Linked DNA regions of Homo sapiens: region 1 is linked to region 2. Evidence: chromatin contacts called from ENCODE Hi-C or POLR2A ChIA-PET data. All regions are on one chromosome and are shown on one strand. The core of a region is the stretch at or near the end of the contact, and the rest is flanking DNA. Distances in the headings are between cores, read along the strand shown. Region 1 holds the start of PHTF1 (putative homeodomain transcription factor 1). Region 2 holds the start of MAGI3 (membrane associated guanylate kinase, WW and PDZ domain containing 3).

Region 1 (6,551 bases), core at 2,011-4,510, 370 kb after region 2:
AATAACAGGACAGGCTTTAGAGAATCACAAAATAAAATCTGGAGACTTATTCATCCTAACCCCATCTCCCACTAATATAAATAATCAAGGACTATACCAAATTGTGAAAAGTTAGTCGGCTACTTGTTGTTCAAGTAGCTTTCTATTGATTGGCCTATTTAACAGAACAGATAATATTAAGTTGTATTCACCCAGTTTTTTTAAGTATTAATGAAGGGTCTGCTGCAATACTTTTTGAAAGGTAATGCAAAAACAAGAATCAGCTGGCATTTATCAGCACTTTGCAAGGAAGTGAGGCCCTGAATCCATAAGATTTAAGTAAGTATTAAAGTCGCAGAGAGTTATATTCTTTTGAGGGCCAAGGATGGTTCTTTAGGCTTTTCCACATCTCAAGACTATCCAATTACATTTGGTTACCAAGCAACCATTCCATGATGAATTTGTACCAGCATCCCCAAATGGCTTAACCCCACAACTCTGACTTTGGAATATCAGAAGATAATTTAACCCTCTCCTCCCCTATTATAAGTTAATAAACTGGCATTCTGAATTATATAACAGTTTTTGGTCACTTGGTTAGTATAAAATAAGAATCCTCTCAGTTCTAAGAGCTGTGTAGAAAAAAGTTTAAGAACCTGAAAAACTTAAAACCATACTCTAGGCCGGGCGCGGTGGCTCACGCCTGTAATCCCAGCACTTTGGGAGTCGGAGGTGAGCAGATCACAAGGTCAGGAGATCGAGACCATCCTGGCTAACACAGTGAAACCCCGTCTCTACTAAAAATACAAAAAATTAGCCGGGCGTGGTGGTGGGCGCCTGTAGTCCCAGCTACTCTGGAGGTTGAGGCAGGAAAATGGCGTGAACCCAGGAGGCGGAGCTTGCAGTGGGCCAAGATCACGCCACTGCACTCCAGCCTGGACGACAGAGTGAGACTCTGTCTCAAAAACAAAACAAAACAAAAAAACAAACAAAAACACATACTCTAAGCCAGTGATTGAATAAAATGGGGGACCATAGGCTGGATTCAGGCCACAAATGGATTTTATTTGGCTTGCAAAGGAGGAGGAGGAAGAGAAGGAAGAGTCTCTTAAAAATCCGACACAAAATGCACAATATATTTCATATAAAAATGTGTATTTCCAGCTTCTCTTGAAAAATCTGAAACTCTGGCAATATTTGGACCTGCACTGCCAAGTGGTAAAAACTAGCCAGAGCTAAGTAACCCCAGCCCTATTTATATGGGACATTTGCTCTCTAATTCATCATAGAACAACTCACTCCTTTCTGTTTTCCTGATAGTGAGGCCAAAAATCAAGTGTCACTTCTCATTATGCTTGCACTGCTTTTCTTATAACCTTCAAAGATTAAAGAATGCCATACTGGTAGTTAAATGCAGAGTTTACCAGGTAAGTACAATTCCACTCTTCATATTAATGCAGTGAAACATAGGCGGAATCAAAGAAATCAATTTACCTTAATCTGAGTCTGTTCGATTGACTTTTCCCATATCTGCTGATCGTAGGCTCCAATCTGAAAGAGGGAGTAGTCTATTAGTTAAACGATGCAAAGGAAATCCTTACATTATTAAGTCAAGCCTCATAAAAGTCATGAGCCTATTAAGTATCAATATGCTATGTGGAAAATATGCTTCTCAAAAGTTAGAATAAATCAATACTTCGAAGGACTGTTTCCTTCAAAAATCTAAAATAGCTGGACCTAAAAGTAAGTTCAAAAGCAATGCCCAAAATATTTCAAATTAATATTACCTTAAAAGATATTTCCACTTCTTGGGCGGGCATGGTGGCTCACGCCTGTAGTTTGAGACCAGCCTGACCAACATGGTGAAACCCCGTCCCTACTAAAAATACAAAAAATTAGCCGGGCGTGGTGGTGGGCGCCTGTGATCCCAGCTACTCCAGAGGCTGAGCCCGGGAGGCGGAGCTTGCAGTGAGCCGAGGTCGCGCCATCGCCCTCCAGCCTGGGCAACAAGAGCGAAACTCCGTCTCAAAAAAAAAAAAAAAAAAAAAAAATCCACTTCTTAAGGAAAAGAGCACTAGAAAAACTAGAGAGGAATAAAAGATAAGGAACAGCTCAATAAGATTGTTGATAGTATCAATCTGAGCTGTGCACATACAGGTTTCATGTCTTTTTTGTTTTTAAGCAGTTTGATCAGAAGCAAACTTTCAAAGCATTGCGGTGGCATTGTGTATGCAGCCTGAAGGAGGTGGCTTGTAAACCTTATTCTGGGACCTGGAACCGGGTTTAAAAGACATAATGACCTTGTACATCTTTTTTTTTTTTTTTTCATTTATGTTGAAGTATACATGAACACCTGGCACTACTAAACTCGGGGGAAAGTAACATTATATTATTTGTGGGAGCTTTTTGCAGGAAGAATGCTTTACAAATAAAAAAAATATATATATGTATTACCTTCTTTTGGTACCACGATATAGCATCTCTCTCATTTGAGGCCATCTGTGTCTCCAGCCAGAGAATGGGATTTCACTGAAAATGAAGGAAAACCAATCGGTGAGTCCAGCTGCTGAAGGTTACTCTCCCAGTTTGGGTAGGACGCGAAAACCGCTTCTCTCAGCCTCTCCATGAGCTGCTCTTTCTCCAGCTGTTTGCCAGGGAAAACACAACAAACAAACAAAAAAAAACTGGCGCAGCGGCGACCGGAGAAGCCTCTGCAATATATCGGGCGAGCGTGTTCGTGGGTGCGGGGGAGGGGCAGGGGCCGCCGCTGGAGTCGCCCGGCACCCGCCTCCTTCGCTCGCCCGCGTCCGGCTCTCACCTAGTGCCCGTTGCCCCGCGGGCCGGCGCCCGGGACCTCCGTCCTCAGTGCCCGGGGTCCCACCGTGAGGCCGGGGGCGAGGCGGCGGGCCAGGCAGGCCGCATCTTCCCCTCCAGGCGGAGACGCCGGAGAGGCCGTTACCATGGAGACCGCGGAGGCCGCCCCAGCTTCGGAGGCAGCCGGCCGCCCAGCGCCCTGAGGGCGGCAAATCGATCGCCGGTCAGAGGCCGCCTACAGGGTCACGGACTGACCAGAAAATAAGCAGAGAATGAACTGGAAAATGAGGGGGATTAAAAGTGAAGGCCTCCAGTCGCCACGGCGACAGCAAAAGGCTTTGTGCCCAGCTGGAAAAGACAGGTGCAAAGGCCCCGGACCCCGAGAGCCCGGGAGCCCGGGAGGAGGAGGCGGCGGCAGCGGCGCTCGTCTTCTGCGGGCCGCGCCGGGATGCAGTGACTCAGCCGTCTGAGATCTGGGCTAGAGCCGCTCAGCCGACCACCGGGCAGCAGCCTTCGGCTTCCGCTTTCCGGCTTTCGCCGCCGAGGTGGCTCCGCCCCTGGCCCGGGGCCTTCCCGCCCAGCCTTGGTCCAGGCTCCGGGTCCGAGGGCCTGGGGAGTCGCGCGGCATATCGATGGCCAAGAGCAGCTCCCTCAGATCACCCTTCAGGCCTCAGCTTAAAAGTCACTTCCTCACAAACGACTCTCCCATCCAGCGGTCTAAAGGAGGTCGGTCCTGATACTCTAGTAGCTCACGTCTTTGTGGCACTCATTTTCGTGTTTCATGGCTTAATCTCTGTTCCCCAGTGGGCTGTGGGCTCCATGAGGTCAGAGACTGGGGCCTGGCACAAGCCTGGCACTTAGGTTCCCAATGTTTGTTGAGCGAACGAATCAATGTTTGCGTGAATTTACGCTGCCCTGGGAGGAAGGGCCAGGCTGCGGCTTAGTGACTCCCTTCCTCTCCCGCCCCTCAGCAGCTCTGGGTCTGGAGCTTTCTAGTGCTCAAAGGTGTAGGGGGAAAAGAGGAACAAGTATTGGGCAGTCACAGCTTTTTCCAAATTAGGGTAAAGTTAGGTGGCGGCAGGAACAGGTTAATTAGGGCCGATAGAGGTCAGGAGAAAGGAAAGAAAGGTTGAACCCTCAAGTGAATATTTAAGGATACGTTAAAAGGATTTTTAGGCTGCTTTTTTTTTTTTTTTTTTTTTGGCCATTAATGGAACACTGTCCCCTTACAGCCATTCTCCCCACCTTATTTGAAGCCGTGTTCTTGCTAGCCCACAGCGTGTAGCATCTGGGTCAGAGAAAGCTAATGACAGATGATAGCTTCACTTAAGAAAGCCTAAGAGGCGCTGTACTCAATGTTTTGCAGACATTATTTCTTCTTATCTATTGAGTGGGCACCAGGTGGAAGTTATCCCATTTCACGGATGAGGAAAATCGACTAAGCTAAAATAACTCCCACAGGACTAAGTTTTACAAATTACTTCACCCAGCCTGGGCGCAGTGGCTCACGCCTGCAATCTGGGCGCTTTGGGAGGCCTGAGGCGGAAATGTAGCTTGAGCACAGGAGTTTGAGACCAGCCTTAGCAACATGGCCAGACCCCGTCTCTTAAAAAAAAAAAATTAGCCGGGGGTGGTGGCGCGCACCTGTAGTCCCAGCTACTTCGAAGACTGAGGCAGGAGGATCGTCTGAGTCCACGAGTTCGAGGCTGTAGTGAGCTATGATTGCACCACTGCACTTCGGCCTAGGCAACAGAGACCTGTCTCAAATAAAGTAAAAATTATTTTACCCTTATTTTTATATTGCACACATTGGCAGTGGTTTCCTTCTGCTTTTGCTCCTTGACAGCTTTTCCTTTCCTTAGTGCTAAACATTACAATTCTGTTGAGCTTCAAGACAAATGGCCAACTTGAAAAAAGAGATAAATGACAAGTGAAAAACGTCGAATTTTGCACACGTAAATATTTAACCTCAATTACATTAATAGCAAAAGTACTTTACTTCACTGTTTGGCACACAGATTTTCAGGGAGTGTCTGGAGGAACTGAATCAGGTAAGAAGTATTAGAGAATAGTGGTAAGTAGTAAACCATTTTTCAGGTGCCCTGTTGGAAACTATTCAGTGCTTCCTGCGGCTACCAGCGAACAAGGTCTGAATCCTTGCTCCCAACCAATAATCTGTGATCTTAAGCAATTTATTCAACTAACAAGCCTGTTTTCTCACCTGTATTATGGAGATAGTCACCTTCTTAAGGATGTGAGGATTAAATGAGAAACCCTCATATAAACTGCCTGGCCCATGGCAGTTACTCAAAAAATGTGAAGTCCCTTTCTTTTCCTTTCCTAGACAGAACCAAAGGCTATCAGTGCTTAGGACAGGTACCTCAATTAAAGATAACTTCACACAAAAACTGATGAGGAAAGAAATCCATTTTGTTGTGTCACATTAATACATCAATGACATAAAAGTCTATACGCCATCTTCATTAATACTCAATGCACTTTCAAGAAAATCCACATCACCAGAATAAAAATTTAAGACTGTCCTCTTTTAAGTAGATACACACCAATTTAAGCAATTAAGAGGCATTAACTACAACAAATGTCAAGTGTATTTTTTCTTCTTCCCCCAAACTAATTGCATCTCAATATGGATGGAATTTTCCCCAGACATCTTTAGGAAAGAAGTCATAAGATTTTCTAAAAATTTTTTTTGAAGTAGTAGGGGATACAGTAGGTGAGGGATTCGTCCTCTAAAAACAGGTTCCAGGTATTTAGAACTCACATATGCTATGCATTTTGTGATGAAACACCAGTAAAGGACAAATCAGACTTTTTTTATTAAAAAAATACTTTACAGGAAAAAAAAAAACTATGCATTCCATTGTCCTATTTTACAAAGAAATAGCTTAACAATTTAACACACTTAGACAGCTACAAAAAAGCACTGTGTTAAAAGGATTATTCACACAAATTTAGATTTAAGACTATTCATTAAAAACCTTTTTAAAACACTCGTTAATGTCAATAAACAAACTAAGGCCACACAACGCAAATAGTCCGCCAGGCAAATATACATTTCATCTATATGCAAAGACCTCTTAGATAAATAAAAGCCACAGGAAAAAAAGTCTTAGCTGCCAATCAAAATGGAGTTTACTCACAGAAAACACTATTACATGAAAATTTACAACATGTGATAGTAGTACATAAGTATTTCTTTAGAGAGAATTGAAAAGTGCTATATTTTAAGAGACAGTGGTCTCAACTACATGCACAAGTGGATCCTAAAAAATGTATGAAGAAAATGGAAGGCCATAATATTTATGGAGAGATACTTGCTTTTAAAGCAACAAACTTTCAAGACAAGGATAGGTCCCTTACGTGCTAAAGAAAAACATTTGTACTGTGCATTTCCTCTACTTGCATGGCCAATAAATACAGCTACGACCTGTTTGAAAAACAAAACAGATGTGAACCTCTGGCATGTGCTAGCTAGTGAAAGGTTCTTTTTTAAAAACCTGTAGCAATGATAAAACAGATTAGAAAGATACAAAATTATCCTAAAGGCATAAATGCAAATAAATTTTTTATGGCAAATACAGATGAAAATATAATGGGCTAATTTATTAATGATTAAGAATATATTCACTAAGCGTTTTCATGGATTTGGGAGTCTTGTTCCTATATTAGCTTTCATTCTAGACAATTAATATTTATATAGGGAAAGGCAATAAGCAAGTTTTTTCCAGTCATTAAGT
Region 2 (6,606 bases), core at 2,526-5,025:
TTGGGACTGAACTTGTAAAGTTTCCATAGTGAAACATATTGATATGTTTTGGATATTTGTCCCCTCCAAATCTCATGTTGAAATGTGATCCCCAGTGTCAGAGGTGGGGCCTGGTGGGAGGTGTTTTGATCATGGGGACAGGACGGATCCCTCATGAATGGCTTAGTGCCGTCTTCTTGGCGATGAGTGAGTTCACACCTGACCTGGTTGTTTAAAAGTGTGTGGCACCTCCACCCTCTCTTGTTCCCACTTTCACCATGTGATGTGCCTGCCACTGCTGCACCTTTCACCATGACTGAATCCTACCTGAGGCCTCACCAGGAAGCCAAGCAGATACCAGCGCCATGCTTGTACAGCCTGCAGAACTGTGAGTCAACTAAACCTCTTTTCTTTATAAATTACCCAGCCTCAGGTATTTCTTTATAATGACACAAAAATGGCCTAACACACATAGCTATCTCTAGCTCTATAGATTAGATAGATTAGATAGGGATAGCCCAAAGAAACCTTGGAGATCACCAAATTCAATTGCCTCATTTATTTTTATTATTTTTGTTCCATGTTGTTTGGTTTATTAATATTCCCCAATGGAAATCACAACTATTAAACCAACCATTATTTTTGGAAAGTCGTGATAAACATGAATACAATACGATTATTTAATTAGGTGTCATTTTAGAGATAGAAGCTTAAAATATGACCCCTTTATGTAATAATTGCCAAAATAATATCCTACCAGAATTAATTCAATAGCATGGGTAGCTTATTTCTAGAATATTTTAAAAACTGAACCAAAGCTTACTAAGATGGGTGAATTTAATACAATGTTTTTAGCTTTGTCAAAGATAGTACAATTTAGCACAAACTAAAATAAAAATTTACTGTTTGCTCTATGCTGCATCCTATGTTATCAAATAGCTTGACTCAAATTACTTGACTCAAATAGCTTCATACAGTTCTCACAACAACTCAGGTAAACACTGTCATCAAACCCATTTTGTGGATGAGGAAATTGAGGATAGGCAAGGTTAAATAGCTTGCTCAAGATCACAGAGCTAGCAGTAGAAAAGCTGGGATTTGCAGTAAGTAGAAAAGCTGGGATTTGCAGTCTGATTTGCTCAAGCTCTGAACCACTGCAGTTTTCTGCCCAAGAATGAATACAACTTATTCATGGTTGAGGCATGTGGCAAACACTGTTGGATGCCTACTTAGCAACTATTTCCCCTTTTCTGCTCTCAGTCAGAACACTCATTTTGTTTAGGGGTGACTTGTGATCAATTTAATGAACTGTGGCCAATCCTATCTCTTTTTGCCAGTGACTGGTCTGATGTGGCATATGACCATTTTCTGGACAATAAGGAAGATTCTAAAGTCTGGGAAATATTTTTCTCCTTCATAAAAATGGGGGACAGCACTTCCTTTTCTTCCGTTCCTGCTCTGTGCAGTGACCTCTGTGGATGTGATGTCTGGAGCTATGGCAGCCACATTGCAATTAAGAGGTGACAAACCTGGAGACAAAAGCTCACATGCATGTGATGGCAGAGAGCAAACACAAAAAAGAGCTTGGGTCCTTGATGACATGATTGTACTGCTCAACTAACCCTGAAACTATCTGCACTTGAAATTTATATTGAAGATATAGTAAATGACCTCATGCTTTAAGCTACTGCCAAATATTCTGTTCCTTGAGGCCAAAGGCATTCTAACAGATGCAATCTAGACACAGAAAGATGTTTTCCCAGAGTTCCTGCAAAAACAGATGATGTGTAGGTTATGGAGATTTTATCCAGGAATCCATTAGTATAGGTAGTAGTTTAGAAAAAAAATACTCCAAGCTTTGTCTCAGATATGGTTAAATCTGAGCCATCCACATGGTGTCTGTGCTGAATATTTTCCCCTCAGATGCACTGTTTCCTTTTCTGAAACTGACTGATATGAACTATATCAAAAGCCTCCCTTGCCCTCTGGCGTCTGGTTGGACTTGGCCATTGACAAGCACCAGCAGGAGACTGGAGGAGGGTGGTGAGTTAGATATAAATCCCCCAGGTCCTTTGCTGGGTGTTTACTTAGGCTGACTGCATCCGTTGACTGAAGGTCACAGACTCCTGTCAGGTGGCCCTGTGTGTCTGGATTTTTCGGTAACTGTTCTTTCCCGATTGGACAGATCTAGGAGCTGTAGCCTCAGGGTTCCAGCTTCTCTTGTGGTTTCCCACACCCTGCCCACATCTTTGCAAAATGCCATTTGTTTCCTGCCAGGACCCTGACTGATACAATGGTGTCAACGAAATCACTGCAGCTATTGAAGCTTGGTCCAGTCTATCTGAGGTGTGGAGTTTTATAAGGGCTTTCACCTACTATTAAAGGGAGACAGGAGACTACACAAATAAATGTCATGCTGCAAAAGTGAAACAAAGATCATAGCTCAGAGAAAACACTTTCCACTTGAGGGCAAGAAATCAGAGAAAGCTACCTGGAAGAGCCGGCATTTGGGATGAGGACGGATAGGAGTTTTAAAAGAGATGAGATGAAGGGCATTCCAAAGACAGGGAAGAGTGTAAGTCAAGCCGGGGAAGAGAGAAAGCTCAAGTGAAATTTCTGAAAAATTAGAGCTGGAAGGGATCTACGATATCTTTTATTTAATGTTCGTTCTCCCTTCACCTCCTTTAACTGAGATTTGGCCAAGGTCAAACAGCAAGTAAGTAGCATGTCAGGACTCCAACCAGATCTGCTGGCTACCAGGTTAGTTCTTAATAATCCACCTTCTACCTCCACCCCACTCCCTCACCTCAGGCAGTCTGCTTACTTCTCAGTCTCTCCCACTAGACTGTAACCTCCTCAATAGCGGGGCTTCTGTTTTCTTCACCCTTGAATCCCAGTACCTAGCACAATATCTAACACAAAATCGTCATCGTCATCAGCAGCAGCAGCAGCAGCTACCAAACTTTAAGAGGCAACCACCCACTGTCAGGCACTATGCAGTTATTTTGTACATCTTCTGTAATCTTCACTTTTCACTGAGGACGCTGCGGCTCAGAGAGGTTGTCTAATTTGTCTTAGGTCATACAGCAGTGCCGGACTCTATTTTATAATATCTTTCATCAACCGGACTCCGAAGCCCTGCCTCAATGGGCGTTCAGTAACATCTGTTGAATGAACGAATGAACAAGCAATATCCACTCAATGCAAACTATCGGCTGTAACAGGCCACCCTAAAGGCCCCGGAACCTCGGCCGGCTCAGGACTCCGCACGTTGTCTTCCAATCTAAGCACACCGGCCCCTCTCTGCGCCCCGCACAGGCTCAGAGGCTCCGCCCGCGTCTCCGCCTAACTCGCCGGCCACGCCCCCACTTCGGGGAGCTCGGTCCCTCTCGGATTCGAGTTTTCCTCGGCTCCAGCCGCCGCGCAGAGGGCCTCTCCCGGCCCTGCGACCTACAGCCCCTTCCACTCCCCTGCCCCTCCTCTGCGCCCTCCCTCACTCTCCAAACTTCTTTTTTCCACCCTCTCTAAACTTCAGTCATTCTAGTGCCCGCCTCCTCCACTCGCACCGACCAACCAGTGGTCCCCATTCTCGTTGGCGGTCCGCCTCCTGCCCGCCGGGGGCCAATCCCTGGCGCGAGAGTCCAGGGCCGGGGCTCGTTCCCAAGCGCCCAGCCTGTGACGGCAGCGCGCCGGGCGCCGCGCGGCGGGAGGGGGCGGGGCTCTGGATGAGGGATGGGCGAGGGCCGGGGGAAGGGAAAAGGGAGGAGGAGGAGGTTGCGGCTGGTTTGAAAGCGGCAGTTTCCTGGCAGCTTGGGCAGGCGTTGGTCTCCGCGCTACAGCTCCGCAGCGGCCACGATCGATCCCGCGACGGGTCTACGCGCGCTTCTGCGCGCCCCCCACGGATTTTTCCCGTTCCCGGCTCTTCCCCCTTCACCTCCCCGCCCCCCCGCCTCAGCCTTTCCCGCCGCTCGGGCGCTGAGCCCAGGGACCAGCCGGCGGCAGTGACCCCGCCCGAAGCCCCTTCTGGAACCTCCTGGGGACAATTCCCTTTTCCTTTCTTCAGCCTAACCCGCGGTGGCCCTCGCGGAGTCCGGTCAGCCCCGGGGAGCGCAGCCGGGAGGGGCGTCCAAGGGGCGTCTCGCGTCTGGGAACGGCCGGGCCCCCAGCGGGCTGTGGTCGCGGGGTGGGGGCCGGAGCGGCGAGGCCCCCCTTACCGGGCTGCGCGGGCCGCCCAGGGCCCCCGGGCTGAGACGGGGCCGGAGCGGCGCCCCGGCCGCCCGCGCGGGGTCTCCCCCATGGTGCAGCGGGGTTCGGGATGTCGAAGACGCTGAAGAAGAAGAAGCACTGGCTCAGCAAGGTGCAGGAGTGCGCCGTGTCCTGGGCCGGGCCCCCGGGCGACTTCGGCGCGGAGATCCGCGGTGGCGCGGAGCGTGGCGAGTTCCCCTACCTGGGGCGGCTCCGCGAGGAGCCCGGCGGGGGCACCTGCTGCGTCGTCTCGGGCAAGGCGCCCAGCCCAGGCGATGTGCTGCTGGAGGTAAACGGGACGCCTGTCAGCGGGCTCACCAACCGGGACACCCTGGCTGTCATCCGCCACTTCCGCGAGCCCATCCGTCTCAAGACTGTGAAACCAGGTACGCCGGCCCTGCGTATCTGTCTCGGGGTGTTGGGGAGAGGGGCTTCAGGGTGGGCGTCCTGGGAGCGGCGGCACCTCCCCACCGCGTATTGTCCCGGGTAATCTTAGACCTCTAGGGTGTGCCAGACTCCTTGACGAGGGGGAGGGGTGGCGTTGGTGAGTCCCATTTTGCCGAAGGGAAAACTGAGCTCTGGCTTGGCGCGGTTGCTCTGCTAGCTGTGCTAGCTGTCACAGAATTGCGACTAGAAGCTGGGTTTCCTACATTTGTAGCTCCATCTCCCCCCGCAGACAAGAGTTTTTGACTAGAGAAGGCCAGCCTTTTCCTGTGTTGTGCAAAAAGGCCCTTAGGATTGTAACATTTTCTTTGGAACGATCTTACGCATCTTCTAACAGGGAAAAAGGGACTTTACTATAGAGGCACTTGGTGCCAAGGTTACCACCTGGTGTACCTGGAAGGGCTTAGCTGCTTCAGTGTTTCTTGCACTCTAGCAGACATCTCAGAGCTGACAGCCTAACTCTGTCAGTCCAGGTGGTTCAGGTGTCTGAGTACCGATGACGGTACAATATGTGATATGTGGCAGACTGGTGTGTTCTTGCAGGGAGCTGTTGAATAGAGTCTGGGTTTTGCAGGAAGACCTAGGTGCCTAGCGGAGTGAAAGCTTCTGTAACGCTTTTGATTTTACAGAATTTTGTTGAAGTGGTAGGTTAAAGGAGCCTCTGTTGCCCTGGTATCTTTTATGCTAGTAAAAATTGCTGCAAAGCACGTTATGTTTATGGCATACTCGTCAGTTTCAAAGCATTGATCAGAGACAGCATACAGTGAGATCTGATAGTATGTAGTAGTTCTTATGAATTTGTTATAGACAGCATTGTTGGTTTTGTTTCAGCATAGATAGAATGTGGTTCTGTCGTCTTAGATGTTTGTGGGAGAGAGAATTGTGATTGTAACATTATTAGAAACCAAACTGTTTTTCCTTAATGTGCTCTGCTGAGTATACGGTGCATCAAAATATAATGGGCTGGTTAATTGTTACCTGGGCTAGGTAGCAGTCCATCCCTTGATGGCAAAATGCTAGAAAATTCTGGATAAAAATTTAATATGTTATCTCCTTCTCATTTCTTTCTCAGCAGCTCGCTTTGGAAATATTAATATATCTTTAATAGTCCTTGAGCTTAATGGGGCTTGATGGTTTGTGGTGCAGTTTACATATGTCTGTGTATTGTGGATATGTATACACACAGACTCACATGCTCCTAAGGTCATAATTAAGATTTTCTTTCTATAGCGTATTCCATCGTATTCATTTTAAGTGTATGGGTTTATGTGGTGAGGTTTTCTTTTTATTGTTGTTAATTTTTTAAAACTTTGGCAGACTTTAAACAGCTTTTTCTGTATAGTTTTGAGAATTTGTAAATTTTTTTCTTAACTCTAACTTTTACAGCCATGTGTGAAAGGCAGAGGAAAGACTTTTGGGGCTGTAATTCAGCTAGTCAGGCACTGTCTGTAATATGCAAAAGGCTATATAGACAGCATTTACTAGTCTAGCTGCCAAATCTTAGTTCAAATCCCATGAGTTAGTGAATAGTGAGAACATCTGCATCATTTCTTTGTGTTTTGTTTTGATTCGTTAGGGCATAGATGAGAATATAACTTATTTTTAGAAATTTTAAAGTTGATATATTGACATGGAAGCTGGTGTATTCTAAATTATTGTGATCTTTTTTAGAAGACTGAAGAGATGGCTATTTCATAACATTAGTCTAATCTACCTGTTATACATTTTTCTCAACCTCTATATTATATTTAACAATAATTCAAGATTTAGAGCATTAGTAATATTAACTGTGTTGAATAAACATCCTATGCCCCCGTATGTAGTTGACATTATTAGAGTAATACAGTTTTGCCCTCTTGACAGCCACAGACACTGTTCTATTTTAAAGATTTAGCCAAAATAAAGGGAATAACGTATTAATGGCCACAGAACATTTTG

What was found. Hi-C counts contacts between places; a loop is a spot of excess contacts on that map. ChIA-PET counts read pairs that join two places held with the same protein, here RNA polymerase II (POLR2A). Pooled maps may share reads with other maps.
Region 1: a map of breast epithelium shows a loop between it and region 2 (14-fold over the local background). The contact joins the promoter of PHTF1 here to the promoter of MAGI3 in region 2. A Hi-C loop is called at or near these places in 9 of 168 maps with a recorded cell type or tissue (B cell, CD4-positive, alpha-beta memory T cell, MCF 10A and 5 more), 3 of 37 single-sample maps with no recorded cell type and 20 of 50 pooled maps. POLR2A ChIA-PET finds 5 or more read pairs at or near these places in 10 of 52 experiments (A549, Caco-2, HEK293 and 6 more).

What each region holds. Positions count from the first base shown.
Region 1 is chr1:113,756,226-113,762,776 of GRCh38, forward strand. It overlaps PHTF1 (putative homeodomain transcription factor 1), which reads right to left and starts at 3,261. Exons shown (of 19, transcript NM_001323043.2): 1 at 2,798-3,261; 2 at 2,434-2,508; 3 at 1,474-1,530. The coding sequence starts at 2,478. It overlaps RSBN1 (round spermatid basic protein 1), which reads right to left. Exons shown (of 7, transcript NM_018364.5): 7 at 5,607-6,551. RefSeq lists enhancers at 300-855, 3,134-3,713 and silencers at 1,901-2,030, 2,664-2,983.
Region 2 is chr1:113,386,740-113,393,345 of GRCh38, forward strand. MAGI3 (membrane associated guanylate kinase, WW and PDZ domain containing 3) reads left to right here and starts at 3,776. Exons shown (of 21, transcript NM_001142782.2): 1 at 3,776-4,610. The coding sequence starts at 4,295. RefSeq lists silencers at 2,108-2,352, 3,342-3,391, 3,422-3,781, 4,192-4,321, 4,382-4,541 and enhancers at 4,222-4,721, 4,772-4,821.